Linked DNA regions of Mus musculus: regions 1, 2, 3, 4 and 6 are each linked to region 5. The links are chromatin loops, found by intact Hi-C in ENCODE. Cell type or tissue: heart. All regions are shown on one strand.

Region 1 (5,000 bases), 140 kb before region 5:
GCAATCGCCATTATAAGATGGTGCTGGCCTCCGCTGTGCCTAACTAGTAAACAAGCCTTGTACACAGGTGGTGCGAGAGTGAACTCACTCCCAGTCACTCCCATTATCGGGGCATAATAGTGGGGTGATGGGCGAGCAACGAATGAGGAGCTGTCACGCCATATCAGGTGCTGAAACGTCACGCTGTGGGCTATAAAAGCGGCGCCATTTTCCCGGTTCGGGGTCTTCCTGAAGAAGTAAGCAATAAAGCTTTTGCCGTGGAAGATTCCAGTTTGTTGCGTCTTTCTTGCCGGTCAAGTGGGACGCAATACCTCCCAAGCAAAGGTGTGCGCCACCATGCCCGGCTCTAGCCCACTTTTTTAAAAAAACAAACAAAAAAATCTCTGGGCTGGGACAATGGCACAGCAGCAGGTAAAACATGAGTATTTTTAAAAAAGATTTATTAATGTATATGAGTACACTGTAGCTGTCCTCAGACACACCGGAACAGGGCATCAGAACTCACCAGAGATGGTTGTGAGCCACCATGTGGTTGCTGGGAACTGAACTCAGGACTTCTGGAAGAGCAGCTAGCGCTCGAGCCATCTCTCCAGCCCTGGAGTCTATGATCCTTGAAACATTAAAGTTCGAAGGAGAGAACTAACTCCACAAAGAGGTCCTCTGCCTTCCCACACAATATACACACAGTACACTCCAGCAGACAGCTTTTCTTTATGTAGGCGCTCATGTATTTTACAGGTTTCACATCCTCTTCGTCCCATGTTGATGAAATTGACACCATCTGTTGTTCCTGTTTACCCAGGAAAATAACCAAAAGTTGAAGTGTCCATGGTTACAAGGACAGCTACTCATCACAAAGCTGGAATTTTGAACAGGGGCAGGGCAGTTTTTATCATACCATGTCCTCTAAACTCTGTATTTGCTTCAAATAGGGAAGAAAGGTCACCTCTAAGGTCCCATCACTCCGGGATGTGCAATCCCATGATTTCATAATCTGTGCTCTGTAAAGACTTTGTTTATACAGACAAACAAAACAAAACACCCAAACCCTCTACAGAACTATTTCCAGGAAGGCCAGGGCTCCACAGAGAAAACTTGTCTCAAACAAACAAACAAAACCCCAAAAGTCAAAAACAAAACAAAACAAAGAAGTATAAATATTGATTTTAGTCACTTAGCTTTTCTGGTTCACAAATACACAGATGCTCTTTAAATAGGACAAGGCTGGAAGTTTGACTACTTAAAACTTTTTTTTTGTAGATTTTTTTCTGTGCAGAAGCGTATTTTTTTTCTGTGTATATGTATGTGTACTAGTGCATGTTTGGGGAGCCCCTAGACAATGTTAGATCTTCTAGAACAGGAGTTACAGATGCCGGGAATCGAACCCAGATCCTCTGGAAGAGCAGCCAGTGAGTGCTTTTGACCGACAGGTCATCTCCCCAGGTCCCATTTACTTTAAAAGATTTATATGTAGTCTATATGTGTGAGTACTCTACTCGGGTGTGAGTTCCTGAAAAGTCAGAAGATGTCAAGTCCTCTGAAGGTGGCTGTGAAGCTGTCTGAGGTGGGTGCCGAGAAGGGCAGCACGTGCTCTTAGCCGCCGAGCCATCTCTCCAGCCCTGGTTACTTGTTATTTTATATTTTATTATATTATGAAATTGGCTTTCACTGTGTAGCCCTAGCTGGCCCGGAACTCAGAGATCCAGCCTGCCTCTGCCTAAGTACCGGGATAAAAAGCCTATACCAACATATCAGACTCGTCACAATTACTTTATGCATTTTTCTGAGACAAAGGTTTCATGGAACTCAAATCTTGAACTCGAAATGTTCACAACAATGTACTCTGAGCTCCGGATACGCCTGTCTCGGTCACTACAGCGCTGGGATTCGAATTTTTAGCTCGTTTGCAAACCAAATCACTACTAACGCAAACCATCATTAAACTTTTTCCGCGTTCTGTAAATTCAAACAATCAGGCACATGACGATGCGACTTTGCTGCCTAGCTCTGAGGTTCGTCAACCTTTTTTTTTGTTGTTGTTGTTGTTTCATGAACCATCGCGGTGAAGTTCTGGAGCCGGGGAAGGGAGGCGGCTGAAGCGCGCGCGGTGTCTAAGGAAACCTCCGGGCAGAGTCTGGAGCTCACCACATCCCGGTTGCTAACGTGGCTCACGGGACTCGGAGCGAAGCGCAGTCCAGGAACACCTCCAGGAAAGAGCCGGATCGCGGGTGGGGGCCGAGGCCGCCTTTCTCCTTCGCGGCCATCATCCCGGCTGCCTTTGCTCCTGCAAGAGCCTCCTGCCGGCTAGAGACACACATTCTCGAAGCTCACACAGGCTCACAGGCGACACACGACCTCGCGTCCGCAGCGCAAGGCCAGCCGGTACAAGCCGGCTCCCACCTTCTGGCTCCTTCGACAACAACCTTGTTTCCAGACCGCGGCCTCATCACTTCCGGCACCGAGTAGGGCCAATCGTCGTGTCCCGTGGCAGGGAGGTCAGCCAATCCAGCGGCTTTCTCCGCCTGGGTCTCCTACGCACGGATGCCAATCATTCCCGGACGTCTCCCTAGCGCCGCCCCGTGCCTGTTACGGAAGCCGTCGGGCCGTCTGAGCCCTTTCACCCCGGCATCGCATTTCCTCTCCGACGTGACGTAAGCGGCCCCTGCCGCTCTGCGGGGCGGGCCAATGGCGGTGGCGGATACGGCGAGCCAATGGGCGGGAGGCTCTCATGCGGCCGGCGCCCGCCGCAGCCACCGCTGGGTCCTGGAGCCAGAGGCCGCCCGCGACAGAGCGCGATGGACCGAGGGCCCCAGCCGGGGAGGCGCCGCGGCGGAGTCCGCGGCCAGACGCCCCCGCAGTAGCGTCCGCGCGAGCGCCGCGGCCCCGCGTGAGCTCCTGCACGCCGAGGGCGGGCTTGCATCCCGCCGGCCCCGCACTCGCCGCAGCCTCCAGCCCGCGCGCCGACGCCGCCTTCCCGCCCGGGCCGCGCGGCCCGGGAAACGCGGCCGCGGGCTGCATGGGCAGCGCCCGCGCCCCGCCGCCGTTCCGCCGCGGAGCCGCGTCGCCCTCGGAGCCGGGTGAGAGGCGCCGGGGACCTGGGGGGTGGTGGTCGGGGAGGGCGTCGGGCGTTCCTGCGGCCTTGCGGCCTGCAGGCCTCCTCCGCTGCCCGCCGCCGCGGGTGCCCCGGGGCGGGCCGTGCGCCGCGAGAGGCCGGTCGGTGGGCCGCGGGGGTCCTGCGAGCGACCATGAGGGGCCGAGGGCGGGCTCCGAGGCCGGCCTCGGGGCGTCCCGGGGGTCGGGCGGCCGAGAGAGGCTAAGGAAGGGCTCCGGGGTGGGCTGTGGCGGCCGTGAGGACCGAGGGCGGGCCTTGAGCGAGGGTCGATGGTGCGTTAGTGGGTCCCGGGACGCTGTGAGGACGACGGCGGGCTCCCGGGAGTCCCTGGGGTCCTCAGTGGCGCGGGGCGCCGACCTCTGACCCTCGGGAGGGGCTCCGTCGCCGGGCTGGTGGTAGTTGTTATTCCCAGCGTCCCTATTATTATCGTGTTTTGAAATGGGAGCAGGCGGCCCTCGGGCTGCGAGCCGAGCCGGAGGGGGCGGGCGAGCCGGGGACCTGGAGCTGCGGGGTGCGGAGGCGCGCAGGCCCGAGTGGGGGCAGGAATGCGGGGCGGCGGGGGGCGTCTGGGGGAGGGGAAGGCGGGACTCGGGGGGGAGAGTGGGAGGAAAGCGGTGTAGGCGACGGCTGCAGGAGCAGCCTTTGGCCTCAAGGAACAATGTGAGACGTTGCCTGAAATGTTAATTTCCGTTCCTCATTTCATCATCCCCTGGCAAGGCGGTAGCTGCGAGAGTGTGTGTGCGTGTGTGTGTGTGTGTGTGTGCGTGTGTGTGTGTGCGCGCGCGCGCCCGTGTGTGTGTGTACGTGTGTGCAGGGTTGGCCCTGCCACATGGATCTAGCCCCTTCACAGACGGATGTGCGGTTCAGTTCCTATGTATGTGGCTTGGTGTGGAGTCTCATTTTTTTTCTCAAGGCCTTGTCTTTACCTGGTGCTCCTGTAGGTTTTTCTGTTTTTGTTATGTTTCTGGAAAGCTCGTCTGGGGTTTGGAAGACTGGTGAAGGTTAAGCTGGTTCACAGGAAGGCTGTATGCTCCGAAATCTAGTTACATGTGTATAGTTCTCATGTTTCACAGTGGTTTCTGCAGTCGTGAGAAGTTTTACACCCACTTGAGAAAACTGGGCAGTTTTACAAATTTTCCGGTAGAAAAATTTGGTTTTTGTACCTATTTGGTGAGTTTTCTGTGGTCCTTTGAACACTTTCCATTCAACACGTTCTTCCATTCAACTACTGAATAGAAGTGCACATTTGTACGTAAAATTTTACTTAGGCTGTTGGGTTGCCTATGAGGGATAAGGAGACTTAACTCAGCAAAGACTGTAGGTGATAATGGGTTGTGGAGAAAGCTATGGAAACAGTTACTGTGTTTTGCTGTGTGCAGTCCTAGTCAGTGGTATAATTTGGGTAGTTCCATGGTAGAGTCTCGGAGAATGGTACTTGTTGCCCTGAGACCTTTATTTCTTTTTGGAGCACTAGCTGCTCTGAAGACTAGAGTTCTGTCTGTGTCTTTTGAAATGATTGCACAAATACTCCAATGTCACTTTGCAGCTATACCTAAAACAAAAATGCCTTGCTTAACTTTGATTGTGACCCTTGGATTGGATCTCCATATAGCTGGTGTTTCCTCCCCCACACTCCATTCAGCTGTTGTTCTCCTTTCTGTAGTTTCACGCTTAAGAGCAGGATCTCCCGTGATAGGCTGGCCATCCTGAATGGAATGGGATGGGAGGGAACAAAGGCCAAGTTGCTATGACATTTTTCTCTTCTTTGTGCTTGCCTCGTGCATTCCTTGAAAAGCAACCCAAAAGATACCGCTAAATTTGACCTTAGCTTGATTCTTTTAGGAGTGTTTCTTTTTCTTGTCTTCCCTTTGTCCTCCTGTGGTAAACA
Region 2 (5,000 bases), 190 kb before region 5:
GTACGCTCTAACCTCCCACTGCTGCACTCATGTCAACTCTGCAGAGCTGGATCCAAGAACACAGACTCTATCTACACTGAGCCGGACCTCTGCCGCCCCGCAGGACTTACAGAACTGTCTCCCTTCTTCGGAGCAGAAGGCTTCCTGGGGAACAGGATGAGCTTGGAGCGGTACTCCTTCAGGCGCTGCACGTTGGCCTGCAGTGACTCCGTGGACTTGTTTCGCCTCCTCGGGTCCACAGAGATGCCGATGGTGCGAGCCACTTTCTTGTGGATGCCAGCCACCTGTTCAGAAACAGAAACTGGTCACCCACCTCGCAGTCACCCCACCCCAAGCCGGCCCTGCCGAGAAAACTCGGTGTCATCAGATGGAAAAGGGTTCAAAAGTACTTTCATCAAGTCAGTACAGCGATTCCGGAGAATGTCATCATTCCACCGAGCCCGAGGGACCTGCCAAGGGACCTCGCCCTGCCGCACTCACCCTGAGCTCCTCCAGGCTGAAGCCCCTGCCAGCCCGGACCTTGGTGTGGTATCTCACTGTAGGGCACCTCACGATGGGCCTGATGGGGCCGGACGCGGGGCGAGGGGCGATGCGACGCGCTTTCGCCTGCCGGGCCTTGCGCCTGCAGGAAAAGCACAGCCGTCACCTCCTGCCCCACGCGCGTCCCCGCCCTGGAGCCCACGCGAGCCACGCGCGATCTATACCTGCGGATCTTGCGCGCCGGCTGGTTGAACCAAGTGTCCACTCGCTGCTGCCAATCCTTGTGGAAGTGGGGCTTCAGTATCATGCCATTCCGGCTGGGCGCCATGGCTGCCTAAGGCCGCGAGGGAGAGGAGGGCGGCGAGTCAAGGCCAGGGTCCCCAACCCCGTCCCGGGTCCTCCCGCCCCTGCCCTGGCTCCGTGCTGTCGGCGCCCGGGCTCCTCCATGGCTGTCCGTGCGGCCTCTCTTCGCCGATGACAGCGGATGGAGGGCGATGGAGCCCGATGGACCACGATGGGACCGGCGGCGGCAGAGACTCACCTCCTATACAGGAGAACGGCCGAGCGGAAAGGACCGGGCACCGCAAAGCACCCTGGGCTTGTAGGGAGTCCGGCCAATCTCAAACGCCAATCAAAATCAGGCGAAAGGGAAGTGACGTCACGCGAACCCGCCCGCCGGCGGACCATCGCCTTTCTAGCCGTCGGGTTGGTTATTCTCGCTGGTTCCTAACTTCGCAGTGTGGGTATCTCCGGCGTGCTCAGGGGCGCACCTATGAATTAAACCCCTAAAACTCTTTCTCCCTCCTAGATCCAGTGTTTTTTCCCCGTCCACCCAGGAAAATTTATTATAGATTTGCCTGGAATTTATGTTTCCCCAGAACTGAAGCACGCACCCCCATTCCAGACTTCCCCCCCCACTTTAAGATTTTTATTTATTTTTACTTTATTTGTATGAGTGTCTCCCTGGTTTCATGGCTGTGCGTCGGATCCCCTACTACCGGAGTTCCTGGGTGCTGAGAATTGAACTTCTGAAACAGCAAGCAGCCAGTGATCGTAACTACTGAGTCATTTCTCCAGCCCCAAACTCCCCCATTTACTTAGATAACTCCTTTAGCCCTGACTTAACTCCTCGGGGGGAAATCAGGTGTGACGAAATACAATACTGAATTCCTACCCACAGTAGCAGCGACAACAAAACAGCCAAGGCATACACTGGTCCTACACCTGTATGCCTATAACCTTTTTTCACTCCTCATTCCCAATTACCAGGTTTCTTCCTGATCAAAATTCCACTACAGAAGCTGTAGAAATGGCTCAGTAATTAAGAGGGCTATAAATTTAAAAATCCACATTATACCCGGGCCAGATATCACAGGACCATAATCATAATTCATCTAGAAAATGAGACAGGACAATAGCAATTTCAATGCTTTTTGAGCAACTTAAACCCTCTTTTCTTTTTTTTCTTCTCCTTTTTTTTTAAGATTTATTTTATTTATGTAAGTACACTGTAGCTGTCTTCAGACACACCAGAAGAGGGCATCAGACTCCATTACCGATGGTTGTGAGCCACCATGTAGTTGCTGGGAGTTGAACTCAGGACCTTTGGAAGAGCAGTCCGTGCTCTTAACCGCTGAACCATCTCTCCAGCCCAACCCTCTTTTCAAAATTAAAAAGGAAGGGCTGGCAAGACAGCTTAGAGGGTTGAAGGTACTTGCTGCCATTTTATTCCTGGGACCCACATGGTAGAAGAGAACCAAGCTCTACATGCTGAGCTCATCCATGATATATATATATTTTCTCTGTCTCTCTCTCACACACACACACACAAACACACACACACACATACCACACACGCGTGCGCGCGCGAAAATAATGTCATAATGAAGCAGGCTGAGGATGTAATTCTTGCCTATTGGATGAGAGGCTAAATTCAATCCTCAGTAGGGGGGAGCCATTTTTTTTGAGTGTGGGTGAAAAGGCCAGAAATTGATGTTGAACCATCTTCCCAGCCCAGAGAAAATGTCTGTGGAAGGAATGCCCAGATTCAAGGTGCACTTCTTTGAAACAGTGTTTTCTCAGACCTCTTTTGACATTCCCAAGTATCTGTCTCTTTCTACTCTCAAAGATGACATCCATGTCCACCACCAGCTTTTCGTTCAGGATGGACACGCTGCACCGGCACCTGAGTTCCAGCTCAAGCTGCAGTGCTGCGTGACATTGGTGGGCGTTAGAGCTCTGAAACTGCAACACTGCTTAGAATCAAATTAGGGGAGGGAAGGGAGGTTGTGATCTGAATTGTTCTCTGTTGCACAGGGTGGACACAGAAGGGAACAGTTATGCAAAGATGAGGCTAAGGCGGTTGTTCCTGCTCTAGCTTGAGCGCCAGTTCCTGGTCTCCTGGGCAGAGAACTCTGCAAACACCATTCCACCGGAAAGCTTCCTGGTGCCTGAGGCCGTGCTGTGCACGGGCTTGCATTCCTTTGCATGACTAGACTTAGCAGCTTATGGCTGTGGCCTGCTCTTCATTTTCCGGCAAGCTGCTCCAGGAACCCCTCCCTTCCCTGTGGGTACTTACTGAATTCTGGGTGTTTGGGAGTGTCAGAAAACTCTTGCCTAATCCCTCACCACATCTTTTCTTTTTTTTTTTTTTTTTTTTTTGGTTTTTCGAGACAAGGTTTCTCTGTGTAGCCCTGGCGGTCCTGGCTCACTCTGTAGACCAGACTGGCCTGGAACTCAGAGATCCACCTGCCTCTGCCAGTAATAAACTTTCTTCCATTCATAATCTGGAACTCTTTTAGTCACATAACCTTGATTTTTTGATTTTTAAAGATTATTAACTTAGGGCTGGAGAAATGGCTCAGTGGTTAAAAGCACTGACTGCTCTTCCAGAGGTCTCGGGTTCAATTCCCAGCAACCACATGGTGGCTCACAACCATTTGTAATGGGATCTGATGCCTTTTTCTGGTGTGTCTGAAGACAGCGACAGTGTATGCACACACATTAAAGAAATCTTTTTTGTTTTTTAAAAAAGGATTACTAACTTACTATTTATGTGTGTGAGCCTGCAGGAGTTGTGTGTGCCGAGCTCAGAGGCCAGAAGAGCACTGGATCCCTCACTAAGTGCTCCTTTTTTTTTTTCTTTTTTGTTTTTTCGAGACAGGGTTTCTCTGTGTAGCCCTGGCTGTCCTGGAACCCACTCTGTAGACCAGGCTGGCTTTGAACTCAGAAATCTGCCTGCCTCTGCCTCCAGAGTGCTGGGATTAAAGGTGTGTGCCACCACTGCCTGGCTCTTCACCACTAAGCCACACCTTTTATCAAGTGGCACAGTGTTTCTGGATTTGGTGGTACACACAGCCCAGCACCCAGAAGAGAGAAAGAAGAGGATCACTGCAAGCTTCATGACAGCCAGAGCTCCATAACCAGGACCTGACCATCAAAAAAAAACAAAACAAAAACAAAAAGTAGGGCTAAGAAGACAGTTCAGTGTTTAAGAGCATTTACTTGTTCTTGCAAAGGGCCTGCGTTTGATGACCAACACCAACAAGGTGGTCACAGCCATAGCTGAAGTTCTAGGGGATCCAGTGTTCTCGTCTGACCTCTAAGCATTTGCATAGTCTACCAAGCATATACATGTGATATATATACATACCAAGCATATACGTGTGGTATATATATATACACGCATGAAGGCCAAACATTTATACACAATACTAAAAAAAAAAAATCTGTCAAGCGGTGGTGGCGCACACCTTTAATCCCAGCACTTGGGAGGCAGAGGCAGGCAGATTTTTGAGTTGAGGCCAGCCTGGTCTACAAAGTGAGTTCCAGGACAGCCAGGGCTATACAGAGAAACCCTGTCTTGAAAAACCAAAAAAAAAAAAAAAAAAAAAGAGTTCTTGAAACATTAAATAGTGCTCACAAACATTAAAATTAAACCTAATACTGCTGCTTGACATCTTTTGTTTACTAAGGCTTTGAAATTAAAGTTTTTAAAATAAAAATCTATAAAAAGAAAAATTATATGCATACAAAAGGTAGGCAGATTGGACTGTTTCAATGGTGAACAGTTTTTACATTTATTTATTATTAGTCTTTTATTTATCTTAGAAATAGCATCTCATTATATAGTTCTGATTGGTGTGGAACTCTGTAGGTCAACTAAGTAGGGCGCAAAACTCATCAAGATCTGCCTGCTTCTGCCTCCCAAGTGCTGGGCTTAAAGGCTTGTGCCACCAGCCTGGCCTGCTTATCTTGTGTGTGTGGATCTGGGCATGTGTGTGTCTCGGCATGGTCTGGTCAGAGGACAACTATAGCAGCCCAGTGACTGAACTCAGGTTACTTGGTCTGCAGCATTATCTTGCCTGCTCAAGACCCTGCTTTAGAGAAATTAAAACCTAATTACATGCTAATCTTTGGTTAAAAACTAGAACTCAAACTCAGAATGTTCTTACAAACCCCTTCACACACACACACACACACACACACACACACACACACACACACACCCCGCCCCCCGC
Region 3 (5,000 bases), 310 kb before region 5:
GCATGTGCTACCATGTCTGCTTTATGGGGCGCTGGTGAAGGAACCCACACCTTTGTGCTTCTTGTATGGTAGACACTCTCCCTAGGGCTTTGAAAACACAGGGTCTCACAATGTTGCCCAAGTTGGGCTCACATGATCCTCCTGCCTCAGTCTCCTGAGTAGCTGGCACTATAACTCCATGCCTAGCCTGTGCGGTTTTAGAATCCTTTCCAAATGAACGTGGGCCCAGCACCTGGGGAGTTGCAGTAAAGGGACTGTGAGTTCAAGGCCTTCCTAGAAAGGAGGTCATAACATACACGGACATTTACACCTGGCTTCCTCAGACCTCATGCTCTGAGGCTCCCTCCAGGGTCGCATGTGTCAGTGGCTTTGTTCCTGTGACTGCTGAGCCTGCTCCATCATCTTTTCTTGACACCAGACTCACTTGGTTTTCTCTTCATGTCCACCTGCATTTCCTCCAGATGTTGACGCTGTATGACAGGTGTCACCGGTGGCCTTCAAATGGGGAGTTCCTCGCTGGCAAAGGCCTTGTCTACCCTGATGCCTTACAAACTTGTAGAGCTGGAGCCATCTTAGAGAGGCTGGGCAGATGAAGCCTATCTCAGAAAGGCTTCCTTGCCAATAGCAAGCAAGGCCCCACATCTCTTAAGGGTCAGCATGGTCTGTGTGCCTGTGAGGCTGCAGCCTTCCAGATCCCTTGGCACTGTGAAGGAAGACATTCCTGAGGTTGAAAGCGACACAATGGAGCACAGAGTCCTCGATGCCGATGCCAGGCATGGTGGTGGTGGTCGCCATCTCTGACCCATCTTTGGTGAGACATCAAACCACAGGGTGACAAAATCTTGTTTAGTTGGCTTTTCTGTCATCAGCTAAAAGCGCCCTGATCGACAGATATCACATCACAAGCCTCCCTAGGTCTGCAGCCTCTGTGTAGCCTTCTAGCCTCAGATGAGGGGCCCCTAAGCTTCAAGGTCAGACCTCAGAAATCCAGTCCCAGCACCTGGATTTCAAACTGCCTCCCCAAGACCCATGGGTGCCTCAACCTCTTTCTCAAATGAGAGGAGGGTCTGTGCTTTCTACCTCCAATCCTTCTCAACTGTCCTCGGCTACTGCGCCTCTGGCTTCCACCAGATTCCGGCAGTGAGCCTGGGGTAGGTCCTCCTAGGGCTCTGTTTTTCATACAGGCCTCCATTCTGGAACCAGAAAGACAAAGCATCCAATTCCTAATGCCTTCCTTGTTTTAAACCTGCAACAGTTCTATTTCTGACAATGGGGGGGGGGGGGGTGTCACAGTGTCGGAAGGCTCTGTACGTTTCCTTCTGTGTGGCCATACCAAGCTACTATAAAAGGTAGAAACAGGCCAAACGTCTGCCTCGGGGAAAAGTGGAATTCGCAGCAGTTTCTGGTGTCTGCCAAATGCTGGGTGTGAAAAGAAACACTTTTGTCCCACTCACGGTCCTTTCTACCTTGAGACGCCCTCCCATCTTTGTGGCCAGGCTGAGGGACACCAAGCCCTCTCCGCTCAGGAGTCAGTCACACAGCAGCCTGGCCAATCACCCGAGGAGAATTCTGCTCCAAGCTGTAACATGTTGAAGGGATCACTGTGGGACCAGAGAGCACCCTACTAACCCTCTTTGGGGAACACTTTATGGATCGCTCAAGTTTCGTCTCAATTTCTTTTTTCCTTCTGAAACAGGGTCTCCAGATATACAAGATGCCCTTGAAATCCCTGTTATAGCCTAGCCTAGAGCCAAGGGCAGTGCTCTCGCTCACCTTCCCTGCACCGAGAACCCTGTAATATTTACCTCCCGGGTCATCATCCTTAGAAAGAGGTCCCATCCCTGCTGCCTTGCCGCGGCCGGTCTCCTCTGGATCTCCCTACCTTCAGACGAAGACGACGGCCTTGAGTGCTTGGATGTCGCGAACAACAGGCTTTCGGCAGGCTGCGACTCCTTGTCAGACTGCTTGGCCTCCTTCTCCATTACTTTCTCCTTAGACTTTGTAACTAAAGTGGTAGTGCTCTTCTCCTCCTCTGAAACACACGGACGGACAAGCCGTTAGACCTACAGCCCGCGGACGCCCGCACGGAGGGCGGGCCTCGCCGCCAGGCGGCGCCCTTTACCTTTCTTCTCTCTGGGTTTGCTTTTCGACTGGCCCATAGGTGACCCCGCCGCTCCAGCCGGGCGGCCTCGGGGCCGGTTAACCCGACCGACTCACAAAACCCACACTAGGCTCCGGGAGCTCATTACCATGGCAACCGCGTGCCGCGCGAGCCGTGCCTGAGCCCCGCCCAGGCCCCGCCCAAGCCCCGCCCCGGAGCTATCTTCTCGCGACAGCCGGCCGCGCGACCGGAAGCGGTGGCGACCCCGGAAGCCCTCGCGGAGACAGCGGGTCCGTAACATCGCGTCCCCTGCGCCGCCCCGAGGGCTGTGCTAGCCCGACCGGCCATGGACGGTAAGGGGCTGTCATCCACTTCGGGGTCGGAGCGGGAGTCTGCGGACGTCTCGCCTCAGCCCCATAACCCAGCCGGACCCGCCCCGGGCTTCAGCCCCAGACTCTATCCCCCCGGGCCTGGGACCCATAGTCTATACCCTGTATTCGGACCGGGACCCGCCCCCAGCTCACTGGGCTCGAGACCTCCGACTAGGACCTGCCCTGGGGCCTGCAGCCCGTGTAGCCACCAGGACCCGACCCGGTGCCTGAACCCTGACATCCTAGCTGAAACCCTCTCCTGGGCCTCGATCGCACAACCCAGCAGAAGCCAGCTCCCGATTCTTGATTCCAGACCCCCAGCCAGCTCTTACCCCTGGGTCTTGTTTCTTTACCAGATCTCCCCAGGCCTGCACCCCACGCCCGGGATCCAAACCCTGAATCTTGTCCAAATGATCCTACACCCGACCCCCGATCCAGGCCACTTCCACTAGCCACTCTCCCTGTTTGTTTTGTTTCTGTTTGGGGACAACGGAGTGTGGTCAGAAGGCACCAGAAAAGTACCCAGAGAAATAGTAATTAAGATACAAAGGAGTTCAAGTGCCAAACAGTAGGATTTTGGGTTCCCTCCTAGTAGGAGGGCCCGGTTAACCTTAGGTTAACAGGTTGGAAGGGAACCACCCGTAGCAGTATGAGTCACGAGTCACTTCGACCTGCCGTGGCTCCAACCTCTAGACTCCCAAGGAACTCATAATAGGTTTTATGGGCTAGTATCATAGAGTTTTTGTTTGTATGAGACTGCTTCTCTATGTAGCCTTGGCTGGCCTAGAACTTACTGTATACACCAAGCTGCCCTTGAACTCAGAGATCTGCCTACTTCTGCCTCCCCACTGCTGGGATTAAAGGTCTGTGCCACCGCCTAGGGCTGTAATGGAGGTTTTGTTTTGTTTTTAAACTGCTTTCTGAAATGTAGAAAGCTAAAGTACTGTGTCATTGTTGTAGAAGACGTAAGAATCCTAGACTGAGCCAGGCGTGGTAGCGTACGCCTTTAATCCAGCCTGGTCTACAAAGTGAGTTCCAGGATAGCCAGGGCTATACAGAGAAACCCTGTCTCGAAAAACAAAACAAAAACAAACAAGCAAAAAAGAATCCTAGACTGTCCCTTGGGAAGAAGATGGACCCTTGTCTGACATTACAGTTCACTCTGCAGCTCACAACAGGGTTCTCCCGATTTTCAGAGTCCAGTCCCTCTAGAGTCTACATGAAAGTACGGGCTAAAATGGGGGCGATTTGGCCAGTGTCCTAAAACTAGTGAAATGGCTGGACCATACCTAGGTGACACTGTTCCTCCAGTCACTGTGTCATGGTCAGCCTACCCTGAGTGGTGAGAGATGCACAGAGGTGATTGCAGCCCGGCAGGTCTCTGCCAGGCCCTGTCTGCATCCACAGACCCTCAGTGCCCTGAGTCTGGACTGCTAGGGTAAGGCTTTAGAAATTAAGTATGACAGCACTCTGCAGATTCAGGAACGGAGCCAGTTACCGATGCGGTGTGCGGTGGTTCCAACTGTAATGCCAGCCCTCAGGAGGTAGGCAGAAGGGTCAAGAGGTCAAAGTGTCCCCAGCCTCGGCTACTTAGTGAGTCTGAGTGGGAATCCTGTCTCAAAACAGCAAACATAAGAAATTGAATTTGCCTGTCCCAAGTTTTTGTTTCTTTTTTGTTTTTGTTTTTGTTTTTCAAGACAGGGTTTCTCTGTGTAGCCCTGGCTGTCCTGGAACTCACTCTGTAGACCAGGCTGGCCTGAAACGCAGAAATCTGCCTGCCTCTGCCTCCCTAGTGCTGGGATTTAAGGCGTGTGCCATCACCGCCTGTCCCGTTCCAAGTTTTTGAATGAGTAGCTAGTTTGGTTGTTCCTATTTTGGCTTAGTACAGGTGGGAATAGTGTGTGCTGGAGCCTGGTGCTGTGGCTTAGAAATGCCAGCTGTCATGGAGTAGCCTCTTCGGTGACCTCAGGCTTACCCCCACACTAATTCCATCTATTTGCCTTTGGGAAGATAAAGGAAAGGCTATGCAAAACCAACCATGAAGTATTAAGGGTTAAGTTTGGTACTGAAGATAAAGAACGCCACGTGTTTTGTAAAGTTGAATAAATTGTAAGCCACCATCTCCACTCTGACCATGGCCAAAAGCTGCATACGTCACACTGTCTGTCCTTAAAGTAGCCCTTTGAGATTGTCCTATGTTCCTGACAAAGTTAGTGAGGATCCCTGTTGGTTTGGAGGCCTGTGTCTAACATGGCTCTATCTTCCGACTGCACTGTAGGACAGACAGACTTCCAGTCTGGTGTGAGCCAGCCCCTGGCATCTGCAAGGATCCCACTGAGTCCGCTACCTTGTCAGATGCGTTGCTTGTTACGTCTCTTTAAGTTCTCTAAACTGTGTCCTCTGTCTTTGCAGATACCCTGTTCCAGTTGAAGGTTTGTACAAAATCACCCTTCCCCAGTCCTGTCCTGGGACCCAGCAAATGACGATGAGAGTCACAGCGGCAACCAGTGATGCTTGGAACTCAGACC
Region 4 (5,000 bases), 280 kb before region 5:
CCCCCCCCCAAGATCTGGGTTTACAGGCATGGCCGCCACACCCTGCTGCTTTTTTTTTTTAATTAATTTATTTATTATATGTAAGTACACTGTAGCTATCTTCAGGCACTCCAAAAGAGGGCGTCAGATCTCGTTACAGTTGGGAAGAGCAGTCAGTGCTCTTAACCACTGAGCCATCTCTCCAGTCCCCACCCTGCTGCTTTCACTACAGTTTTTAAATCGGTATCCTTCCTCAACCCCTTCAATTAGACATAACAATTATTTCTTTGTTACTCCTTTGGTAGCGCTTTCTCTCCTTGTTTAGCAGCCTTATGTAATTCCCTCCCAGAATCCTTAGTGCCTAAATCATGTTCCACAACATCCCCTTAGGAGCAGCACCCGCTGGGTTCATCTGTTCTCTCTTCTTCTTCTTCTTCTTTTTTTTTTCGAGACAGGGTTTCTCTGTGTAGCCCTGGCTGTCCTGGAACTCACTCTGTAGACCAAGCTGGCCTCAAACTCAGAAATCCACCTGCCTCTGCCTCCCAAGTGCTGGGATTAAAGGTGTGCACTACCACACACACCCGGCCTGTTCTCTCTTCTTATCATTTCTCTTGGGATATTTATTTTGCTTGTTTGCAATTTTGCATTTTTTTTTTTTGTACAGGATTTCTCAGTGTAATCTTGGAACTTTATTTCGTGGACCAGGCTGGCCTTGAACTCGGGGGCTCTGCCTCCTGGGTGCTTGGGATCAAAGGTATGCACCACCACTGCCCAGCTTGGCCTTGAACTCTTACTCATGCGATCCAAGTACCAGGATTGTATAAGCACACCACCACGCCCAGCTCGGATTGTTGAAAACTGCTTTTCAAATGTCTCCGGTCATCTCTGTGCTGGTTGGAAAGCCCTAAAGGAGCTGGGGATTGGCGCTCAGTATTGCAGCCTTTGCCTAGACTGCATCAAGCTAGAGCTCCACTCCTGCTTCAGATGTGGAAAGCACAAAAGCAGAATAGTGTAGTCTCCCCTCCCCTAGCCTGAAACCTGCTTGCTCAGGGGTGGAGCTTCCTGCTCATTCGTTCTGCCACGCCCACTGCTGGAACCTGCGGAGCCACACACGTGCACCTTTCTACTGGACCAGAGATTATTCGGCGGGAATCGGGTCCCCTCCCCCTTCCTTCATAACTAGTGTCGCAACAATAAAATTTGAGCCTTGATCAGAGTAACTGTCTTGGCTACATTCTTTTCTCTCGCCACCTAGCCCCTCTTCTCTTCCAGGTTTCCAAAATGCCTTTCCAGGCTAGAACCCAGGTTGTGGTCTGCTGGCCGGACACAACAGAATAGTGTGCCTTGGAGCTCCCGGTTCGAATCCCGCTTCATCAACTGTAGGTAGGTCGATCTGGGATTTTATGAGCTGCTCACATTTCTCAAAATTGAGAAGTCCTTGTGTCGCCTTCTTTTCTTAAGTAGAAAAAGCCAACCTTCCTAATGCTGGGACCCTTTAAATACAGTTCTTCATGGTGTGGTGACTCCCAACCATAAAACTATTTTCATTGCTACTTCCTAACTGTAGTTTTGCTGCTGTGATGAATCGTATTGTACATACCTGGTGTGCAGGATATCTGATACGTGACCCCCGTGAAAGGGTCGTTTGACCCACATGCTGGGAACCACTGAGTCAGAGGACTCAGAACTGAGCCTTTGGGAGAGGGCGAGACACTGACTTGCTCATACATAGAACTTCTATAATCCTGCACTTGGGAGGCTGAGGTCGGACAGTGGCACATTTGAGGCTAGCCTAGGCTGCAGAGTAAAACCTTTGTCTTTAAAAGCTGTGTCTTAGTCGGGCATGGTGGCACACGCCTTTAATCCCAGCACTCGGGAGACAGAGGCAGGTGGATTTCTGAGTTTGAGGCCAGCTTGGTCTACAGAGTGAGTTCCAGGACAGCCAGGGCTACACAGAGAAACCCTGACTCGAAAAACCAAAAAAAAAAAAAGCAGTGTCTTCCCGTTTGTTCTGAACTTTTGATTGGCCCAGGTCCTCCCACTGGGTGGCGCTCCCACACTCTCCCGGTCTTTCAGGCTCCTCACACCACAGCCTCCTCCCTCCCAAGCGCTCTCATCTGGCTTCGCCTCCTCCAGGATCCCTAGCTGCCAGCTTGGAGCCTACGGCTTCCACTTATTATCTGTGCTTTAACTGTTCCTCCGTTTTGGCTTAGCCTCGTACTTGATTAGGACAGGTCTTCACAACAGCCTCTGGCAGTGGGTGTGCAGGGACCACATTTCTGAGCTTTTGCAAGCCTGCATTATGTCTATTCAGCTTTCAGACCAGGTCAACGGTTTGCTGGATGTGCAGTTCTGGGTTGTAAACCATTTCCCCATGAGCTTGAAGGCTCCAAAGTCTGTCTCACTTGAGCTGTTGATAGGAACGTCGTCGTCGGGTCAGCCGCATATAAATAATAATAAAATCATAATATTTTGTTACCCCAGTCCTTTGCAGACGGCATGTTTTTTTCTTTTCTGGGGAGTGGTAGCCTCCTCCTGATATCAGTTCTGTGATTTCTCAGTGAATTACATGTTTGTCATTGAGTTCTTTTTGTTGTTGTTGTTGTTTTTGTTTTTGTTTTTTTGAGGCAGGGTTTCTCTGTGTAGCCCAGCTGGCCTCGAACTCAGAAATCCGCCTGCCTCTCTGCCTCTAAGTGCTGGGATTAAAGGCATGTGCCACCACTGCCTGGAGAGGGCTTTTTGTTTGTTTGTTTGTTTGTTTTCCCATTTCTAAAGGCAGGGTCTCCTGCATCCTCCAATTTACTAGCTGAGTGTAACCCTGAACTTGTGATCTTCTGGCCTCCTACTGCCTGGTGTGGGGCACACCTAATTATATGTGGAAGATAGACTAGAGCCCTGGCGCCTCGTGAACGCTAGAGAAGACTCTGCCAGTTCAGGTACATCTCTAGCTCCCTGTCTTATGGACACTTTCATACATACATATGTGACGCTTTGTTCTCGTGTGCCCCCTCTGCCCGTCCCCGCCCTCTTCACTTATCTTGCGGGTGTGTCTATGTGTAGGTGGAAGTGTGCTTGTTTGTAAGTGGGCTAGCCCACACGGCTACTTTGTCTTTGGAATGTGTGGGATTGGACTCTGGCTTTGTGCACGCTAAGCTAGAGGACCGCCTTTGATAGTGCTTCTCGGGAACAGGGTTTGGGAGACAGGATCTCTCTTTGGGAACCGGGATTTACGGATTTGGCTAGGTTGGCTGGCCCAAGAGCTCCGGGGATCTGCCTGTCTCTGTCTCTCCCATACAGCTTTTTTTTTTTTTTTAAGATTTATTTATTTATTATATGTAAGTACACTGTAGCTCTCTTCAGACACTCCAGAAGAGGGCATCAGATCTCATTACAGATGGTTGTGAGCCACCATGTGGTTGCTGGGATTTGAACTCAGGAAGAGCAGTCAGCACTCTTAACCATTGAGCGATCACACCAGCCCCCCCCCGCCCCAGCTTTTTTACATGAGCATCAGGGAACAAACTCATGTACTCAATTCATGCCTCTGTGGCAAGTATTTTACCTCTGAACTATCTCGCCACACCCTACTTTTCATTTTGAGGGGTGCCTAGGCTGGCCTTGAACTTTCAATCCTCCTACCTAGGCTCACACCCCATGCCCTGCCTCATTTCAGGTGTGCGTGTATGTGTGTGTGCGTTTCGTGTGTGTGTGTGTGTGTGTGTGTGTATGTGTGTCCATGCGTTTATGTGTCTGCATGCATTTGTGTGTGTATGTGTGTGTGTGCATGCATGCATTTGTGTGTGTGTTTTCTTTTTCTATGTCCCTGGGTGACTTCCTCTCTTTGTCTTCATGTTGTATCTCAGAAATTATATATTCAGCTTCCCAAGACTGGCTTCTTGTTCTCCCCTTGGCACTCAGCTTTGCTTGCGAAAGCCACTTCCCTCTGCAGCGACACTATTTTCTTTTGTTCCCTTTGGTTCGCTGAATGGACTCCAGCCTCTGTTTTCCCATTTCCGGACTTTCCACGGCACTGACAGTGTCCCTTGACCAGCAATCCCCGTTGCTCCTCTACCTGATGTTTAAGAGTAGAGAGGCAGCAGCTGAGTGGGTGGGGCAGGGCGGGGCAGGGCTGTGTGGGACTGGAAATTGCACTGACAGGCAACAAGAGCTTGCCCCAACATCGAGGTTCTCCAAGTGAACCAGGAGCACTGTTGAGAAAAGCTATCCTGGTTCTGGAAGACTTCTGCCTCGGGGTGGGGTGGGGTGTCTCTCAGTGGCTTCCTCCTGCCTTGACTAGGGTATAGTTCTCTCTGACTCCCTCTGTCTCTCTCTCTCTCTCTGTCTCTCTCGAATCTCATCCAGGGCATTTCAGAATCCCACTGTCAACCAACGCCAACCCCAGCTGTCTGTGACATCTCTGCTGGGTTAGGGAGCCTCCCTACAAACTCTTTGCAAACACTCTCCACAGGGCTCCCTTTGGAGTGCACCTGATACCGTGTGATGTTGGCATGGCCCCACTGAGGGACCAGTTAACAGCCTAGGTGCATAGACAGCCCCAGGTCAGAAGCCAGGTGGCTGGCTTCATTGGGCCAGCCAGCTTTTCTTTTTACATTTTTATTTGATGTGTGTGTGTGTGTGTGTGTGTGTGTGTGTGTTTCAGACACTGCTTTCTGCCTGCCTTGGTGATTGCTTCTCAAGAGATCCATACCCAACACTGGCCTCAAGTATCGCTTTCAAACTAACAGTTGGCCTTGAACCACATCCCTTTATTCTATGTATAGGATGGTGTTACTCACTAGAAAAACACGCTTACTTGCCAAAAGCAGAAAGAACACAGTAAAAATAAACACATGCTACCTAAACAGTGTTCTTCAACTCCAACCAGAGTCAGAGAGGATGCCATGGAGCAATCAGTAAACCATATTCCAAACCCCTAAAAAATGTGCTACATTGAGCAGGGTGCCTCAATGGGCCTGCAGTTACCAAGTCCTGACACAGAAGACCCGGGAATAAATCGCTAA
Region 5 (5,000 bases):
GTTATGTTGTGGAGTTTGATTCTGACTTGTAGGGAGAGTTCAGTGCTCCTCATCAACAGTGCCGTCCTCGTGGTGGGAGGCTAAGGCAGAGAGCAACCCTAGCTAAAGGAGGAGCAGTCACAGTCAAGCCTTTTAGTCCTAGAAGCATATATGTCCTAGAACAGGAGGGGCTGTTGATCGCCCCAGTAAAATGTTTGCTTTCTTTGGCACATGAAGCCAAAGTCGTGACTTGAGGATTTAACCCGGAAACAATAACTGAAAGCATTGCTCTCTCTCTCTTGTAGGATAAAGATAAAGTTTCTCTAACCAAGACTCCCAAGCTGGACCGCAGTGATGGCGGGAAGGAGGTGAGAGAACGAGCCACCAAGCGGAAGCTGCCCTTCACCGTGGGGGCCAATGGAGAGCAGAAGGACTCGGACACAGGTACCAGACTGGGTTTAACACTGTATCCCTGGAGGAGTCTTGCCATAGCTATTGCACCAGTCTGTACAGTGCAGCCCAGAGTAATAACAGTAAGGGCAAGAGACAGCAGGCCTCTAGGTGATGGCTCCCCACAGCTCCCAAGGCACATGGATTTGTGGCAGAACCCAGGGAGAACCTGAAATCGAGGCAGCTGGTGTAGTCTTCCTAAGAATGGATAGGTCTAAGAATGCAGAACAGGAGCATATACGGGTTGGGGTTAGCACCTTTCATTGTGTACGTTCCCAGTCGGATTCTGTCTTGCTCAAGGAGAACCCTGGGGTCTGCTACTGGCTTGCATATCCTTCTGAATTTGATGATGCAGGCAGGACTCCACTCTACTGGTCTTTTCTCCTCCCCCCTTTTTTAAGGCCTCTGGGGCAGTAGAACACAAATGGCAGAGGAAGCCTGGGGTGAAGCATTGGGTTTCATGTCTGTCATCTCCTAGCACTGAGGACGTTGAGATGAGGCTGCTGATGTCTCGGGGTGGGAGGTTTATAAAGGCTTGCATGGATGTCGCACCCTCTGTCACAGATACTTGTAAGGAAAAGCAGAAGTATGTGGGTACTTATGGTAGACATGTGGATAGCAGGCTTCCCTACACCTCTGTTCTGCCGTAGTGCTGGAGTGGAGGGATGACAGCCCCGTGAGCTCATCAGGACATAACCAGAAGACCACATCAAACCTGAATGTCTGTGTGTGTCTGTGCGCGCGCGTGTGTTTTAACATTGTTTGTAGGGATTCATAAGGCAAGTGGCGGTCCTTGCATTGCTCAGGAGAGTGCTCTGACTCCTGTTGTGGTTGTGGAGGGAAGTCTGTCCATCTGTGGAGGCCTCTGTGAGGCTCTGCACCACTGCACTCTAGATTGTCCTTCAGCCTTCGCTGTTGGTGTGCTGTCAAACTGTTCATGTTCACACCTGACCTGAGGCAGGCACAGGCTCAGCTTTGGCAGGTAGCGTTTTCAGGAAGACTGAACTGTAGACCTAGCTAGAGATGGGTGACTGGCCAGCGCTGTGTCTACTGTCCTATCCGTGGCTGACTTCTTTATAACGTTTGTGAGTCGGGTCTCGCAGCTCCAGTGAAGACTGGATCCACTCCTTTCCTACTCCTTCCTTCGTTGGAAATGGAACCCGAAGCCTATGTGCAAACTCGCTACTGTTGGTGTTGTTTAAGACGTCCAGCCTTAGGCATCTCTATACTTGGAGATGGGGTTTGTCAGTTTTCTCAGGCTGGTTTCCACCTCTGGATCCTTTTGCATTCATCTCCTAAGTACTGGAAGTATTGGTTTGTCTTCATCCATTGGGTTCTGCGCGCGCTCGCGCACACACAAACACACACACACTTTATAATCTTTCTCTTCTATACATTGGTGAGCTGGATGCCTCAGGAAGTACTGGGTATTATTCTCCTACCCAGAGATGCAGTGCTGGCTTACAAACGGGGTATGATGGAGTGGATGGCATCTTGTCTGCAGGGGCTTCTGCAGTGGCACCCACCACCTCATTCAGGATGGAGAATACTCAGAATGGGTGCGCAAAGAATTGTGGGATTGATATTTTCCCCCTGTGTAATAAAGAGGTTTATTTTGGCTCAGAGTTCTGGAAGCTGGAAAAGTGCTGATATTTTTAACTCGATGAAATAGTGACCAAGATAGGATCTCTCTGGTCATCTTGATAGGGTTGTCAGACCTCCCTGGAGGTGTGTGACTCAGTCATACTAAGGCACCTCCTAGTTTTGAAAGGTTTTTACAGACAAATGCTTGCAGTGCCCTAGGCCAATAGCTTATCCTTTCCTGACCAGTGTTCCTCCAGCGCCCTCTGCTGATAATGTACAGTTTAGCACTCATCCTTGATGACAAATGCGGTCTACCCCAGTAACACAAGGGGTACCCTCCCACCCTCATTCCAGTCAGGGTTCCTAGTAGCAAATAGTGAGCGTCCTTTACTGTGCCCTCAAGTGGCAAGAAGCTGGCTGGCCTTAAATGACCAAACCGTACAAACTTTTCCTGTTTCCCAGACCCTGCTGCCAATGGCCCAGCCCACTGGAGGTGCGGCTTCCCCAGTGCTTAGTCAGGACTGAGGGCATCCTGCCAAGAACAGTACAGTTTTGTCTGTTGTGAGTCAGCCTGATGAAAAAGCTTGCCCTCCCAAGGCTGTCTATCAGTGTTGTGATGCTTATGCCGCAGCTAGATGCTGTAGGTGTTCAGATAGACCTCAAGATGGAACATGCCTGCGATCATGATGCCCAGGAGCTGTGGACAGGAGCATGTCCTGACCCCCTGTGACACTGGCGAGACTGGGACATAACAGACCTGGTTGTCTGAGCCGGTACCCTCATCTCAGACTGTAAGACCATCTCCACTCCCTCAGGGCCTCTTCCAGACCAGGTCTTTGGTGTTGACCACATACATCACCTGGTGAGGAAAGGCTCTTCCTCCCACTCTCGGTCTGGTCTCTGTAGAGTTCCCGAGGCCTGGTGTGACATCACAACCTTTTGATCCTGGAGCATGGGAAGCAAGTAGATTCTATGACCTGCAGGCCACCTAGGGCTACTTTAAAAAAAAAAAAAAAAAAAAAACCTTCGTTATGGAATTACGTGATTTGCTTAAAATTTGGTCTCTGTTGAAAATTTTTCCACTAATTTAAAAATCTATAAATTACCCTACCTACCTTTCTAGGGCTCACACAGAATCCACCTGCCCCATTGCGTATGAAGTCAAAACTGGCTTCCCAGTACAGTGCTTCCTTGGAAGAAGGGAGAGAATTAACTTTTTCCACCGCTGTGCCTTTGAGCCTCTTTTCGGGTCTGTACAGCGTTCGGTCGACTCATGAGTCTTAGACACCCACTGAAGCGTTCATTCCTCGGGGCTTGATCCCTCAGTTCTTCTGTGGGAGAGGAAAAACTGAGGGATTCTCTTGCCATTGGCTATATGGAACTCGGAATGCTTGGTGTAAGAGGCTGTGTGTGTGTACATGTGCACACACGCTAATGAGGCTTTTCTGTCCTCTTGCTCACTAGATGGTGTAACTCTGGGCTGCATATTGGCAGATGCTAGACCATGGCAAGTGAGAAAGCAGAGTGCATCTGTCTGCCAGGTCACTGACTCACAGGCTAGGGCTTGGCAGGGAAAGGGCGTGGCGTGGAGAACCTGCTGATTGCCCTAATAACCACAGTGTGACTGCTTGTGAACAACCAGAGCCAAATAAAATGCTTCATGGACTTGGTGGTTGGTCTGGTATATTTCTCAGCCATTTGCCCTTTCCATTTTTTTCTTCACAGAGAAGACTGTGGACTAGCAAAGAAAGTAATTTCAGTTTCAAATTGTGTATTTTCCATAATTCAGAGGCAGATGGTCTGGTGGGCAAACCAGAACAAAGTAATATATCTACTTGATACGAAGGCTCAGGACTGTTATTTAGCATTTATAGCAATGAGACATCAAAATTAGCCAATGTGAAAGGTGTTTGGGGTTAGAGCACAGCAGAGATCCTTAAGGAAGACAAGAGGAGGAGTGACAGACATGTGAGTATAGGAGCCAGGTAGTGTGCTCCCAGCTCCACACTGAGGGCCGTGAGCCCTTGCCTGTGCTACTTCTGCCTCATCTGTTAGGATCTTAGTATTAGGAGGGGCTTCTGCTCCCAGCTGCTGGTATCCAGGTCTCAGTGCATGCCTGGATTTGTATTTCTGTATTTTTCAATCTTTAGCATGCATTTAGCATAGTAAGGGGCAGCTTGTAGATCGTGCTGCCTGCCTGTTGTCTGGGTCGAGACGCTCACATCACTTGTGTTCTTCTGGACTCATGCGGTGCAGTGAGAACCAGTGTTCCCCTCAGTTAGAAATTGGGAAACGACCTGCAGAGGTCATAGAAGCCAAGTTATTGTTTTCTTGAGTCTGGCCTCACTGCCACGCTACAGGTGACTAGTCCATTTCTCAGAAGGAGGAACAAGGTCTAGAAGGCCACCGCGCATAGCTAAGAGGGTCACGCATCTCAGCACAGGCTTTCTTAATTATGGCTGCCCTAAAAATGAAACAAAAAGATACCACTAAGTCAGGAGTGCGGTTTGCAGTCACCACTGTTACTCAATGAGGTTGTGCTGCGTGTTGGGCTGCTGAGAACACTCTGTTGAACCCTCTACCTGCTGTGTTAGGATTGGGACTTGGTGACCAGAAATACTGTAGCTAAGTTACTCTAGATTCCACGACTTGCTCAGATATTTGATGGGGAGGTTGTTTTGGGATCTGTTACGGTGTTCACTGAACTTGTTCCTGGTAGGAATGATGGCAAACTGCTCTGGAGAGTTTCACTGGCACCTGCAAGGAATTTACTGCTGTTTAAAATACCACCATGAATCAAGACCACACCTGCTTCTGGATTCTGAAGGCCCATACTTGTAAAAAGTGGTCTTGTTGAAAAAACCTAGAATTAAAAGCCAAGAATAAGCCCACACTGCGACGTGGACACAAGTGCATTGTCTCAGTCAGGTGACAGGCCCTGGAGTCAGGCCTCAGACACTGCACAGTGCCTGTCTTTAGGACCCATT
Region 6 (5,000 bases), 160 kb before region 5:
AACCCTGACTCAAAAACAAACAATCAGAAGCAAAACTGCCTTCCTCCCGCTAGAAGTCAACACTGAAGTTCTGGCAGGAGAGGTGTATTATGTGTCCGATTTACATCAGTCACAGAGCAGGGGAAGAAATTCAAATGAAACTCAGCAGGTGAGCCCACTGCCAACACAGGCTGTTCCCTTCAAGTTAGGGTCGAGGCATTCCACTGTTCCTCATTCCAACTGGGCAACAAACCCGAATGTCCTTTGAGCTAAAGCAGAGGGTCTGTAGAATTTTAATCCCAGCATTGGGGGGCAGAGGCAAGACCTGAGTTTGAGGACAGCCTGGTCTACAGAGTTCCAGAACAGCCAGGGCTACACAGAGAAACCCTGTCTCCTAATAATTAAATAACTTGTTTGTTTTAAAAAGCAATCCAGAAAGAACAACAGCAACAACAATGGAACTTAATGTTTTATTTATTTTTTAAGATAAAGTGATTTTCATATGTGGGTGTTTTGCACGTACGGCTGTATACTGTGTGTGCAGCACTCGTGAAGGCCAGAAAAAGGGGTTGGATCCTCTGGAGTAGGCATTACAGATGGTTGTGAGCTGCCATATGGGTTCTGGGAACCAAACCTGGTTCCTCTGGAAAAGTAGCTCTTAACTGCTGAGCCATCTCACTAGGCCACACCACTTAGATTTTGTAAATGAGGGCTAATAACATGGTTCAAGATGCAGAGGGACTTTCTGCCAAGCTTCATGACCTCAATTTAATTCCTAGAACCCACAGGGAGTATCCCTGCACTCTGTGTGCTCACGCTCTCTCTCTCTTTCTGTCTGTCTGTCTCTCTCTCTCTCTGTCTCTCTCTCTGTGTCTCTGTCTGTCTCTGTCTCTGTGTCTCTCTCTGACACACACACACACACACACACACACACACACACACACACGGGGTGGGGGGCGGGGAAACAAAATAAAACACTTAAAGTGAGCAAAGAGAAGTCTAGGCCTGGTAGCACATACCTGTAATCCCAGCACCTGGAGGGTGAGAACAGGAGGATTCTAAGTTCAAGGCCAGGCTGGACTGCAAATTAATGCCTTGTTTCAAGAAAACAAAACCAAACAAACCAGTCTGCAACCCCCAGGTGAGGAGTGGGGTCTCACGTGCTCCCATTGGGAAGGGACAGGCAGGATGATCAAGGAGTGCTCACAGCCCCTAGCTATACATTTCACTTCAGATTATCCATAACAGGGCTAACATAGCTCACAGCACAAAGAACCAAAGGTTACAATGAAAATATAGCTTAGTTGTTAGAGTACTTGCTTACCATGCCCAAAGTCCTGAGTTCAATCCCTAGCTTCACATAACACTGGACAGAGTGGTACATACCTGTAACCTCAGGACTGAAGAGGGTCACAAGTTCAGGTGTTTTGTTTTTTAAAAGAATCAAAGGTACTCTTAGTGGCTGGGTGTTCCTAGTCTTCTGGTCAGTGTCTAACTAGTGACGTTCTCCTATGTCACTTGTCACCTGCCAAGGAGCCTCCACTCTTAGACTAGAGTGCATGCACACAGCCTGAGATGGTGGATGCTGCTGCACACACAGCATGGCCTTCTGCTCCTAGGCTACTCTACTGAACATCACAGCGAGCCCTGCTCACTGCAGCAAGTGCTGTGCTCTCAGACAACATAAAACCTTTTGTTTTTTTGGGTGGGGGGTGGGGGTGAGCAGGGGGCCAGCAGGGTTTCACTAGCTAGTTCTGCCTGACCTCCAACTGGCAGCCCCTGTTTTAGTGCTGAGATTACAGGCATGTAAGACCTGGTTTGTTTGGTTTTGTCCTCTTCCACTATGCTCTTATAGGACTACAGTAAAACCTGTGTCCCTCAGTAATGGACCATGCAATGCATACACACCTGAAAGCGGCCACAGTCTGACTGCATTTGGAACTATATGCTGTTTCAGTAACAATCCGCTAATACCTTCAAAGCTAGGGGTCAGTATTCGCAATAGCAAACTCTGTAAAAAGAGAAAAAGACCGAGGTAACACTAAGACCATATACCACAACAACACAGGCCTAATCAAAGTCCTTGCCTAGCATGCAGAAAGCTATGGATTTGATCCCCAGTACCTCCTTAAAACTGGGTACAGTGGCGCATGCATGTAATCCCAGCACTTGGGAGGGGATGCAGGAGCATCAAAAGTTCAAAGTCATCTTCAACTGTGTATTGAGAATCTCTCCCTCCTCGGTTTCCATCCTAGAACTGCCTCCCAAGAAGGGGAGGGGCCAAGGGAAAGTGTCAATCAACTCCATCAATGAATTTCACTGGACTCAGCCACAAAACAAAACAAAAAAACCGAAGAAACAAAAGTCAATTAACTTTCACCCACAGCCCAGTTTGAGTCTCCAATTCACAATCTTCCTGGCCTCGTCCTACCAGCAAATACTGAAATTGCAAGTGTGCACCACCTATGTGGGCAAAAGGATCGGGAGTCCAAGGGCTGCTCCGAGTACACATGAACGCCTGCCTCCAGACCAGAAAGAAGAGGACGGAAAGGCACGGGTGACCAGGACTCAGTTTGAAGCCGCCAGGGACAGTGATACAGGGCGTCTCTCTCACACACGCCAGGGAGAGACGAACCACCCGAGGCAGATGCTGCCTCCCGTCCCGGGGAGCCCACAGCAGCCATCCTCCTGCGGAAGAGCGAGGTGCAGGCGCACTTCCGGTCGGCGCGGACCGACCCGCCACACCCGCCGCCGCCGGGCTCCGAGCGGGTTACCTGAGGCGCGTGGCCTCCAGCCGCAGCCGGGCCAACCGGAGTCCCGCGGGCCGCGTACGGCCGCCTGGCCCCAGCCCCGGACGAGAGGCCTGGGCCCCTGCCTGAGAGCAGGCCCCACAGCCGTCGGGGCCGGGGCTCCGGGCCGGGGCGGAGCCCGCGAAGCAGCAGCAAGGCGGCCGCCATGGTGCCGAAAGCGGCGCCTGCGCAGTGCGGCTCCGGCCGCCCTAACGGTCAGGTTTTTGAGGGCGGCCTCCCTTTGCGCTTGCGCGGGGTTGAAGGTCGCGCGCTCCTGGCGACGCCTGCGCGGTCCGAACCGTCTGGTATCCGCAAGGTTAGCTGCGAAACCTCGAGAGTCAGCAGGGTGCGCAGCGCGAAAGCTAGCAGCCCGCAGCCTGCGGGTTCACGTAGAGACAGGCTACGGTTACCCGGTATTTTTCTCTCTTGTGTTTTATTAACAGTCCAAGTTGCGGTTTCCAGTACTTGGCAAGTGGATACACGATTCGCTTTTCACGTTATCTCTTTCTTTGGGGTGCGATTTGGTGGTTCCTGTTGGCCACTTCCGTCCTTCCTGTACGTATTTATTTTGTTGTTTCTCTGTGTGGTGCTAGCTGTCCTCTCGCTGTAGACCAGACTGACCTCGAACTCGGAGATCCACCTGCCTCTTGGTTTTGGTTATTTGTTTTTTTAAATACAGTATCGCTGTGCAACAGTCTGGCTTCAAACTCAAGCTCCGTCTCCTGTGTGCCGGCCTGACAAGAATGAACCAGTTTTTCTGAACATCAGAGATCCGGGGGATGCCCCTGGCTGGCTACAGAATCAACTTAGAGCCAGTGGTGTGTGAGACCACAGGGCAGCAGCTACATACAGAGTAGGAAAACGGTGCCCTCAATCTTAGAGAGGGAGGGAGGGGGGCTCCTAAAGTCGGAACTGGAGGGGCTGGAGAGATGGCTCAGCTGTTAAGAGCACTGGCTGCTCTTCCAGAGGATCCAGGTTCAATTCCCAGCACCCACATGGCAGCTCATGACCATCTGTAACTCCAGTTCCAGGGGATTCGACAACCTCCCACAGACATACATGCAAGCAAAACACCAGTGCACATTAAATAAAACATTTAAAGTGGTGATTGGACCCGTGTCCTCTGGAAGAGCAGACAGTGCTCTTAACCACTGAGCCATCTTTCCAGACCCCTCCCCCCCTTATAGCCATTAGTGGTCTACTACCCATTTCTCCAACTCCCTTAGCATCAGGCAACCACTAGCATTCTTTGTTCCTGTGGACTGTGTTTATGACCAAATTAAGAGCCCCCTTAATTATACTCACTGCCCCTGAGGAGCACCCGTCATCCCGAGCTTCATACCATTTGGCTTTGACAGTTCATTTGTGCAGAGACAGAAGGGAGAGCTTGCTGTCCCACCCATGGACAGCTGCAATCCCAGGCCTGGGCAGGGCCACTGAAGCTCTGAGTCCTGCTAGTCCATGCCAGGCTGGTGCCTGGTAGTCTAACTGCAGAAAGCCCCCAAAGCAGTCTCGGTGCCTTTCCTTCCACTCCATGTCTTTCTGTACTCTCCAAGTCCCTTAACACTAAATAATTCAAACAATAAGCCTTCTCGGTGCTGACTGGTGCCTGGCTTCATGTCAAGCAAACTCTCTGAAGTAAATAAATAAATAAAAATTATCTTACTATGTAGTCCTAGCCAGTCTCAAACTCACAAGAGATCTCCCTGCCCCTGCCCCCTCAGGGCTGGATCAAAGGCATGCACACACCGTGCCACGCAGAAGTGAAAGTTTAAATCATTTAATTGTATGGGCTGAGTGTTTTACCTGCTTATATGTAAGTGTATATGTGCCAGCCTGGTGCCCTCAGAGGTCTGAACGTGACATTGAATGCCCTGGAACTGGAATTTTAGGTGATTGTGAACCCCCGGGTGGTGCTGGGGATCAATCTGGGTCCTCCAAAAAAGCAACACGCGTCCATCTCTCCCGCTCCGTAAATATTTTAGTTCATTTCTATACGTGTGGATGTTTTGCCTGCATGCAAGGCACCTAGTGTGTGCCTGGTGCTTAGGGAGGCTAGAAGAGGGCATCAGATCCCCTGGCACTGGAGTTACAGATGGTTGCGAGATGCCATGTGGGTGCTGGGAATTAAACCCAAGTCCTCTGGAAGAGCAGCTGGTGCTCTAAACCACTGAGCCATGTCTCTAGCATTTGAAGTAAAGAGTGTATTTTACAGATTTAGAAAAAAATAGA

The links. A loop is a pair of places that touch in the nucleus more often than their neighbours do. Peaks named below come from ENCODE experiments on the same cell type or tissue, not always from the same donor. Only the 100,000 strongest peaks of a DNase experiment are listed, where the experiment ranks them.
Region 1: it touches region 5 in a loop (6-fold over the local background); 23 of 42 quality-filtered maps call a loop at or near these places.
Region 2: it touches region 5 in a loop (5-fold over the local background); 14 of 42 quality-filtered maps call a loop at or near these places.
Region 3: it touches region 5 in a loop (1.9-fold over the local background); 8 of 42 quality-filtered maps call a loop at or near these places.
Region 4: it touches region 5 in a loop (2.1-fold over the local background); 9 of 42 quality-filtered maps call a loop at or near these places.
Region 6: a loop joins it to region 5, with 6 times the contacts of the local background. A loop is called at or near these places in 20 of 42 quality-filtered maps.

What each region holds. Positions count from the first base shown.
Region 1 is chr8:123,040,026-123,045,025 of GRCm38, reverse strand. It overlaps Ankrd11 (ankyrin repeat domain 11), which reads left to right and starts at 2,742. Exons shown (of 13, transcript NM_001081379.2): 1 at 2,742-3,077. 2810013P06Rik (RIKEN cDNA 2810013P06 gene) reads right to left here and starts at 2,451. Exons shown (of 1, transcript NR_045268.1): 1 at 424-2,451. In heart, CTCF peaks have their summits at 2,581 and 3,764; DNase peaks (open chromatin) are centred at 2,495, 3,615 and 3,795; H3K4me3 peaks cover 3,928 bases; H3K27ac peaks cover 3,478 bases.
Region 2 is chr8:123,098,467-123,103,466 of GRCm38, reverse strand. It overlaps Rpl13 (ribosomal protein L13), which reads right to left and starts at 1,117. Exons shown (of 6, transcript NM_016738.5): 1 at 1,022-1,117; 2 at 705-814; 3 at 481-622; 4 at 111-284. The coding sequence starts at 808. It overlaps Snord68 (small nucleolar RNA, C/D box 68), which reads right to left and starts at 409; the gene lies at 362-409. In heart, a CTCF peak has its summit at 2,015 (motif pointing right); a DNase peak (open chromatin) is centred at 1,096; H3K4me3 peaks cover 1,862 bases; H3K27ac peaks cover 2,195 bases.
Region 3 is chr8:123,210,120-123,215,119 of GRCm38, reverse strand. It overlaps Chmp1a (charged multivesicular body protein 1A), which reads left to right and starts at 2,332. Exons shown (of 7, transcript NM_145606.3): 1 at 2,332-2,454; 2 at 4,885-4,904. The coding sequence starts at 2,448. It overlaps Spata33 (spermatogenesis associated 33), which reads right to left and starts at 2,262. Exons shown (of 3, transcript NM_177279.4): 1 at 2,123-2,262; 2 at 1,883-2,032. The coding sequence starts at 2,159. In heart, CTCF peaks have their summits at 1,926 and 2,131 (motif pointing right); DNase peaks (open chromatin) are centred at 1,519 and 2,259; H3K4me3 peaks cover 2,435 bases; H3K27ac peaks cover 2,216 bases.
Region 4 is chr8:123,187,969-123,192,968 of GRCm38, reverse strand. All of the region lies in intron 1 of Dpep1 (dipeptidase 1), which reads right to left. Among named protein-coding and RNA genes, the nearest start is that of Dpep1, 4.2 kb to the right of the region's middle. In heart, a CTCF peak has its summit at 2,031 (motif pointing right); a DNase peak (open chromatin) is centred at 2,098; H3K4me3 peaks cover 307 bases; H3K27ac peaks cover 273 bases; H3K27me3 peaks cover 175 bases.
Region 5 is chr8:122,904,091-122,909,090 of GRCm38, reverse strand. It overlaps Ankrd11 (ankyrin repeat domain 11), which reads left to right. Exons shown (of 13, transcript NM_001081379.2): 4 at 285-423. Gm39273 (a long non-coding RNA gene) reads right to left here. Exons shown (of 4, transcript XR_003947488.1): 2 at 3,129-5,000; 3 at 1-3,010. Among named protein-coding and RNA genes, the nearest start is that of Gm39272, 27 kb to the left of the region's middle. In heart, a CTCF peak has its summit at 2,292 (motif pointing left); DNase peaks (open chromatin) are centred at 486, 2,450 and 3,550.
Region 6 is chr8:123,063,463-123,068,462 of GRCm38, reverse strand. Spg7 (SPG7, paraplegin matrix AAA peptidase subunit) reads right to left here and starts at 2,955. Exons shown (of 17, transcript NM_153176.5): 1 at 2,754-2,955; 2 at 1,888-1,990. The coding sequence starts at 2,936. In heart, a CTCF peak has its summit at 3,113; a DNase peak (open chromatin) is centred at 3,022; H3K4me3 peaks cover 2,717 bases; H3K27ac peaks cover 2,643 bases.